Regions from separate parts of the Homo sapiens genome. Here region 1 is linked to region 2. A link is a contact called in ENCODE Hi-C or POLR2A ChIA-PET data. All regions are on one chromosome and are shown on one strand. Each heading gives the region's core, a stretch centred on a gene start or an enhancer-like site at or near the end of the contact. The rest is flanking DNA. Distances are from core to core; before and after follow the strand shown. Region 1 overlaps LOC105375222 (a long non-coding RNA gene). Region 2 holds the start of GHRHR (growth hormone releasing hormone receptor).

Region 1 (4,182 bases), core at 74-2,573, 63 kb before region 2:
CAGGAGCTGGGGACAGAGCCCGGGCCCTGCCTCCCGCGCCGAGCCCTGATGGCCTCATGAGGCTGCAGCCAAGAACATGGTCAGAGGGGCTCATAGGTGTCTGTGGCCAGGTCTCTCAGGCCCCCACCCAGGCCCCTCTGGGAGCTAAATTTCCCTCTGGAAAGACCTCAGACTCTATCAAAGACCTCTATTAACCCTTGTCCTTGGGAGCAGCTGCCTTGTGTAGGCCCAGAGTCTGAGGAAGGCTCCCAGCTCTGGGTGCATAGGATGTAAGTGGGCAAGCACTGACAGGCAGAGGCTAGGCTCTGTGTTAGGCCCAGTGGGGAGTCAGAAAAGAAGTGCTGAGACTGGGAGGCGGGACCCATAACCAGAGAACCGAGAGCTGGCTGGGCCTTGGAGATGGGAAGTCCACGGGCTTCATTCCACACAGAAGGAAATCAGTTGTGTATTGGGTGAGGGCAGGGTGCAAGTCTCTCAGGAAGGCTGTCTCTGGCCTGGTCGTCCCTCCTTGAAGCGGGACTGGGGGAGAAAGAACAGAAAAGGGCCCACTGCAGCCTGCCTGAAGGTGTCAGGCCTCCTCAGACCTCCAGAGACCCACCCACAGGAGGGGACCCATGATCCTCAGGTGGGCATGGTTATTCCACTCAAGGTGATTCTAACATAGCCGTTCCTCAGCCCTGCTATGTCTGGGATGCAAACCTTCCAGCCCAGTGCCTAGAAATGCTGAGCAGCCCAAGGCCCTGGGGTCCGGCCCTCAGAACAACTGTGACCTGCCTCAGACAGCCCCGAGGCTGGTGGGTGACTCTACCCCTTCTTCCAAAACATGAGTCAGTGAAGAGCCCAGACCTGGGCCTGCGCAAGGGTGGGAAGGTGAGGCTGAGACTCTTAGGGCTGGGAGACGGTGGGGTGGGGCCATCAGGAAGGGATGGGGAAGATGTGGAAGTCTTCCCAGAGAAGGGGAGGGAGAGAGCACAGCCAGCCCTGTCCCCACCTTCTGTGGAACGTCTGGAAATACCCAGCAAAGCTCCAAGCCAGGATCCTGATGGGTCCCTTCCGGTATAGCAGGGGACGGCTTGAAGGTCTTCAGCTCTGGCACTCAAGCATAAATTAAACGGGGAGAGGAGTCGGGCAGCCTCTCAAGGTTCACATAACTAAGCTAAATCACTCTACAGCCCGCTCCTCTTTGGCGCAAACGGAAATCCCCCCCACCTGCTGGAGCTTGTCACGCAGGCAGGGCAGAGTCTGCTCCCTGAGAGCTCGGAGCTGCCTGCAGCCTCCCGCCCCCAGCCCCCGCCTGCTGCCTGAGCTGTCAGCCCGACTCCCAAACAGGCTGATTATCCCCATCTGGGGAAAACAAAACATGTCAGCAGCGGCGCCTGAGAAGAGGGCTGTCTTCTTAGTGAGAAGTAATCTGAGGAAAACTCCCAGCTCTGATCTACAATAGGAAGTGAGTGAGCGACCTTGCTGTTCTTGACATTGCTTTCTCCTGATACGGACACAGGCAGGCCTCCGCCAGCATCACCTCCTCTGAGAAGCCTTCTGGGCCTGGGCTGACCCTGCCCAGGCTCTCTGCAGGGTCCCCTGACCCTCCCAGGGCCCACTGTGAGATTTCAGTCAATGGTCCTCTGTGCGGCCCTAGAGCTTCAGTCTATTTCAGAATGAGACTCTGGGTCACACCGTTTGTTGCTTTGTAGGGATTTTGGAGATGGCTCTAGGCTAGAAGACTTGTGGACTCCTCCAGGAAGAATGTTCCCGTGGAATCGGGAAACCTGGGCAGGCCGTCGGGATGCAGCGCAGCTACAGATCCAGCTTGTCTCCCTTTGGGGAAAAAGATAATCGTGACTTAGACCTTCACACCGCTCACGATTTCCTGTCTCCGTGCTTCCCCATGGGTTCCCACCACCTGGGATACCCTTCAAGCTACCTGGCATGCCTACATTTCTTCTATCTTAGTTGCCCCTAAAACCCCAGTTCAAAAACAAAACCCCAACCCTCCCTAGCTGAAGGGGTCCTCCTGCCTCCAGTGAGCCTTTGCACCTCCAGCTGGCATGGTGTTCATTTGAGGAGATGTCAGCCTGGGCTGCTGTGGTCTCACCTGTCAGCCCCTGGATCCAGCCTAGGGCCAGACATGGTCAATATCCTGGAAACATGCTAAGTGAGTGAAAGTGAAAGTTTCCTCTCTCCCAGCCTGGCCTCTCTCATGGCTTCCACCTCTGTTAGCTGCTATGGCTGCCACCTCCATCTTCTCCCTAATTTATAAGGAGGATCCTTGTCATGACACTTTATCCAGGGCCCTCCTGCCCGTCCTCTTAGGGAGGGAAACTAACATTCCCTAACTCCAACATGCCTTCATCCTGCCATGTAAAATGATAAGTGTTTTACACATTTATCTAATCTAACACTCACAGCAACAATGCTGTATATTTGCTGTAATGTTACCCACCTTACAGATGCAAAAACTGAGGCTCCGAGAAGATACAGACCTGCCCAAGGTCCTTGGTGGCAGAGTGAGGCTCGGTGTTCCAACTCTCTTGTTTCTGAGACAGGGCTCTTTCCTCTGCAATAGGCCACCTCATTCAACCTTCAACCAGAGTTCCAGTGACCAAGCTTCAGACAAAGAGGGCTGCTACTGGGAGAGCCCACACACCACAGCTCCCCTCCAGGGCGGACACTCATTATTATCAGCTAACCGTTGTGAGCATTTACCATATGCTGGATACAGGGCTAAGTGTTTTGCATAAATTGACACATGATAAATTGCAGATGAGGAAACTGAGGCACAGAGAGGTTAGCAAACTTGCTGAAGCTCATAGCTATTACGTGGCAGTCCATCTTCTTAATAGCATTCAGGCTGTGTGACACAGAAAATGTGGGTCATCTGCCTTTACCCTGCAGCTACACAGAATGCCCCCACCCAATTGAGGCAGGGTGCGAGCTCCCCTTTCCACCCTGCCTGCAGCTCCTGAGGGTAGCCCCAGAGTCCACCACCCTCTCTTTCCAAACTCTCATCCTGACCATGAGCTTGTCAAGGGCAGGGGCCAAATTCAGCCTCCTTCATTTCCTCCCACAAGGGAGCAGATACCAGAGTCAAACGAAAAGGGAGCATAATGATTTTATATGTGCATTTATGATGTTTACTCTTCCTGCTTCCAGAGCAAATGTAAGGTGGTTTCGAATATTGAAATGCATAATTAGGACAATAAAATTATTCTTTAAAACAGAGCTGTTGGGATGCAATCAGTAGGCAGGAAGATGGAGTTCTAGCAGGCAGCTGGGAGGAATCAGGCTGGGATGCAAGAACTTGGGTTTTTGTCCCTGGCTGTGCCACAAACGTCCTTGTGTAAGTCACTCCTTCTTTCTTAAGTCTCAGTGTGCCTATCCATAAAACAGGCAGGCCAAATATAGAATGCAGAGGGACTGAAGTCAAGAGACAGTTTTTCAAACTCTGCTACCTGGAGCCCTAGGAGTTCATCAAGGACACTCAGTGGCTGATATGGGTAGGCAGGAATAGCAGGGTCAGTAAGTGAGCCCAGGCCTTCCACCCACACTGCGATCAGATTGACTACTTTCATCTGTTTTAATCATTTGAGCTTCTAAGATGCCCAGTCCTTTGAGCTGCTAAAAATGTTTGAGAAACCACACTGGACAAGACTTTCTTTAAAGGCCTTTCCACGTTTAAGGCCCTCTGCCTTTCTTGTTGCCAGCTTGCCTACCCCCAGCAAGCCTCGGTTCTGGGCATAGCCTGGCATTCCTGATCTTGGAAGGACGTTTGAGCGCAGGGGTAAGATATGGGCATCCCTTGGGGAGGCGGCTACAGTTCAGGGGTTCACACGTGGTGGAGGTTGTTAAAGTGGAAGCCAGAATCCCTTTCCTCTCCAGGTAGGAGCTCACTCTCTGTCCCCAAGACCCAAGACTTGGGCATTGGTCTAGGGAGCTCATATGGTTTGAATTTGTGTCACTGCCCAAATCTCATGTTGAATTGGAGGAGGGGCCTGGTGGGAGGTGATTGGATCATGGGGGTGGATTTCCCCCTTGCTGTTCTCATGATAGTGAGTGAGTTCTCAAAAGATCTGATGGTTTAAAAGTGTGTGGCATTTCCCCCTTTGCTCGCTCTCTCCTACCACCATGTGAAGAAGGTGCTTGCTTCCCCTCTGCCTTTTGCCATGATTGTAAGTTTCCTGA
Region 2 (4,205 bases), core at 145-2,644:
GCTGCTCTTCCTGGTATCTGCAGGGGATGATGCCCACACTGGCAAACAGTGATTGAGTTCTAGCTTTGGTACTAGCACCATCTGCTGAATGGCCACCACCAGATCTTGGGTACCCCTGCTAAAAATAAAGCTTTTGCTGTAGAGTGCACACAGATGGCAGACAGGGGGGCAGTCGAAGTTTCCTGTGTTGCACCCCTATGCCCAGCCCTTGACAAATCAGATTCCACTCAATGCACAGTGACCCGGGCCAGCGGATATTTTCTCTTTTAACAAAAGAGATAAAAGCAAGACTCAGGAAGGCTGAGGAACTTGCAGTTCACACGGCTAGTTTCATGCGTCCAGGATTCAAGCTCAAAGCCTGTGCACTCAGGAGCAGGTGCAGCAAGGTGCTCGGGAGGGGCAGCACCCTCCAATAAGGCAGCGGAGGAAGAATGCTTCAGGCCCTCACCATCCCAGAACCTTGTGACTCCCAGCCTGGTCCCTGCTGTCACTTGCAGTAACCTCCTGGAAAGTTACTGGGAAACTGCAGCCCATTCAGGAAGGGCCCTCTCTCCTGATGCCCCGTGCTCCAGCGCTCTAGCCCATGGAGTACAATTTGGTTGCCAAAAGCCTCTCCAGCCCTCAGCATCGTGAGAAGATGATGGATCCCCTAAGTGCTGGAGCAGAAGCAGCTGGTCTCCACCAACTCCTTAGGTTCCATTCCTTCCCTGGCCACACCCTCTTCAAAGGAAACCACCAAACTGGAGAGTGGCTCAGGGAGTCATAGGGCTAAGGAAGGGTCCAGAAAGCTTACCACAGGAGCGTGTGGAAGCATCACAGGTGCACAGCTGAGAGAAAGAGCAAACTGCAGGGACTAAGAGGGGAGCCTGACTTTGCCTCACCAATTCTGAGGCACTGTCTTGTGGCAGACAGAGTCTCTGTGGCCCCCAGAGGCACAGCCAGGCCCTGGGGGAAGCAACAAGAAGGTGAGCTCAGCTCAGCCCCTGGAAGGACATGTTAATAGCACTACCCAGAGTCACTACAGATTGCTGGGCAGAGGGAGATGAGGGAGGGAGCCCCAGTGTCAGGGGCTCTCCAAGCCACAGCCTGCCACCTGCTCGTAGGGAGGGACTCTAGAGCAGGAGAAGGGCAGTAGGGTCTCCGCCAGGCTCCAGTTGGCCCTGTGGCTCCCAAATCTGGAGCCCAGTGGCAGAGGCCAGAGGGTCTCAGCTGGCTACTCACGGTCGGTAACGGGCTCAACACGCAGAAGACGTGGGCCCCCCACATCCGGCGGTCCATGGTGAGCCCAGCAGTGGCTCCCTCCACCAGCCTCAGTAAGCCTTGGCTATCTTCCTTCCCCTGCTGTCCCCTGACACAGCCGTTTCCACCGCACCCTCTGCTTCCCCTTCTCAGGTGGCTGTTTGCATAGGCAGGAGCTAGCCAAGGGGACACAGACCGCTGAATATTCACCAGGATTGCAGGACACCTGCCCAGCTCAGCATTGACCCTGAGGTGGGACTCTGTTTCCAGCAGGCAGGGGCTGAGCCCCCACCCTCATCGCCTTCTACTCTGGCTATAAGTCTGCTTGTGTGTCTGTCCTGATAGCAAGGGCCCAGAGAGGTGACAGCCACAGGTCACTTGGTCAATATTCTCTACCACTTTCTTCTCTAAGCCCAGGTCTCTGGTGGCCATCATTGGAGTGACCCCTCAGATTGATGGGATCTTAAAGAATAGGAAGGGGACCTGGGCCTGCCCTTGGGAAGCTCCCAGGTTATTTGATGTGTGCTCCTAGCCTCATCCACAGGGCTGGAGAGTGAGGTCAGAGCTGTGTGGAACTGGTGGGGAAGGGGAAGGGTATGGTATTAGTGGAGATGGAGGGTTGGAATGGTCTTAGGAAAGGAAGTATGATCTGTAAGCACTGGCATGGGCTGGCCAGGAATGTGTCATTTCAGCAAGACCTGGGTCCTTTACTGGGCAAGGACGCTGGCCTGGATGGTGAGCTGAAGCTGCAAGCATCAAGGCTCTGGATTTCACATGGGGGCTTATCAAAATCTCTCCAAAACTCTCACGGCAAAAGGGGAAAATGAGGTTGGTTGGAAGCCTTGTGAAGGATTCATGGGTCAAGCCATCTTGAATAGGGGGAGGACAACTCTCATCGGTAGCAGAAATGAGAAGACTTACACAGCAAACTATATTGAACATTCATTGCCTGGTCACTTTTATTATAGTTTTAGACTTTAAAATGCAGGGTCTCCATTGGCCAGGCTAAAGACAGTGTTCTAAATGCCCCTGGATCTTGCACAGCACTTTGAAATGTCAAAGATGTCACCTCTGAAAGACCTGAATATCCCAGTAGCCGACAGGTCCTGATGTTTGTGTGCACGTCTCCACTCACAGAAGCTGCTGGGCTGCGTGCTAGAACACCAGACATGTTTACAGCCCGATCACATCATGAATGTTGAAGGCTCCTCGCCCCCGCTACATCTGGATTTAGGGCTTATTTTGACATCAGCAGGGGTTTATTTTTCCATTTTTCTTCATTGTCAACAAAATACTGAAAAAAAAATATTTCGAAACAAAAACATGAACCACCCCAAGCTCCAAAACCCTCCTATCCTGTGCAAGTGTTTTCATGAGCTTAACTGTGAAATGGGTGCAAGCAGCATGCCACACAGAGCTCTGCACACTTTTACACTTTTAGGGGAGAGCAGAGCTCCTCTCTTGGCAGGCTGAGAGCTCACGGGTTGGAAAAGCAGAGTGCTGAAAAGGTATAACTTGAAGGGAAAGCTAGAACCTTCTGTTCCTCAGCTACAAAGAAGCAACAGCACCAGGAAAAAAAAGTCTTACGATTAATCACTGTTGATAATTAGCATCAATATCATTAGCATTAATGATGGCTAATTATTGAGGTTGATAGTGATAATTAATAATAGTTATTACTGTCTAAACGAGTGGTTCCTAACCTGGAGCAATTTTGCTTCCCTAGGGGACATTTGGCAATGTCTGGAGACATTTTTTGTTATCAAAATAAAAACTAGGAGTTAGGGTGAGGAGTGGGGTGGTGAGTTGCTCCTGGTATCGAATGAGTAGAGACCAGGGATGCTATTAAGCATCTACAATGCACAGGATGCCCCCACCCTTGATCATATGAAGAATTATCCAGTCTCAAAGATCAATAAGACCAAGGCTGAGAAACCCTGCTCTAACTGTACATGTTCCCCAAGGATCCCTGCAGGCCTGTTTCTTCATGGAGCTGTCTTCTCTAGCTAATTCTGTATACACTCAGGATTCAAATTCTGCCTCCATCACTTGCTAGCTGTCATACATTTGGCAAGTCATTTAGCCTTTCTGAACCTCTGTGTTAGTACATTTGTATTGCTATAAGGGAATACCCAAGGCTTGGTATTATATTTTTAAAAAGAGGTTTATTGCGGCTCACAGTTCTGCAGACTGCACAGGAAGCATGGCACTGGCATCTGCTTCTGGTGAGGGCCTCAAGAAGCTTCCATTCATGCTGGAAGGTGAAGGGGGAACCCCTGGTGTATCACATGGTGAGAGAGGGAGCAAGAGAGCAAGGGAGATGTCTGGCTGGCTCTTTAAAACTACTAACTCTTGCATGAACTAGCAGAGTGAGAACTCACTCATTACCATGGGGAGGGCACCAAGCCATTCATGAGGGACCCACCCCCATGACGCAAACACCTCCCACCAGGCCCCACCTCCAACAATGCAGGTCTATTTCAACATAAGATTTGGAGAGAACAAAACATTCAAACCATATGAGCCTCCGTTTTCCCATCTGAAAAGTGGGGATGATACTAACACCTTCCTTATAGGATTGGTGGGATAAGTGGACAAGGAAAGCCGTGTACTATAAAGAACCTCATACAGAGCCTAGATCCAGTGGGCAATCATTTATGACAGCATGTAACAAAGATGGACTAACAGCAAGTAAGATTGGAACAGCTGATTCTTTGTACAAAAAAATAAGATTGAATCTCTAGCTCACATTTACAAAATATAGATTCTAGGTTAAAAATCCTAATTATAAAACAACAAAATCATAAAAATGCTTCAAAAAATAGAAATTCATGTTTATGGCCTTAGAATAAAGGAGAGTGTCATATAAAATAAAAATCGTAAAGAAAAAAATCAAGTGTGACCACATTAACATTTTAAAATGTATGTTCAAGAGAGGATGCCATAGATGAAAACTAAAAGCATTT

Evidence for each region. Hi-C counts contacts between places; a loop is a spot of excess contacts on that map. ChIA-PET counts read pairs that join two places held with the same protein, here RNA polymerase II (POLR2A).
Region 1: a map of Right ventricle myocardium superior shows a loop between it and region 2 (3-fold over the local background). The contact joins the enhancer-like site here to the promoter of GHRHR in region 2. A Hi-C loop is called at or near these places in 1 of 168 maps with a recorded cell type or tissue (Right ventricle myocardium superior). POLR2A ChIA-PET finds 5 or more read pairs at or near these places in 2 of 52 experiments (H1 and WTC11).

Annotation. Positions count from the first base shown.
Region 1 is chr7:31,024,417-31,028,598 of GRCh38, reverse strand. LOC105375222 (a long non-coding RNA gene) reads right to left here. Exons shown (of 3, transcript XR_927160.2): 3 at 1-1,818. Among named protein-coding and RNA genes, the nearest start is that of ADCYAP1R1, 26 kb to the left of the region's middle. RefSeq lists enhancers at 1,015-1,064, 574-1,177, 1,178-1,781. Within about 2 kb of position 1,323, at least 5 of the 41 ENCODE cell types and tissues checked have a DNase peak (open chromatin) inside an H3K27ac peak, as active enhancers do.
Region 2 is chr7:30,961,142-30,965,346 of GRCh38, reverse strand. It overlaps GHRHR (growth hormone releasing hormone receptor), which reads right to left and starts at 1,394. Exons shown (of 13, transcript NM_000823.4): 1 at 1,222-1,394. The coding sequence starts at 1,278.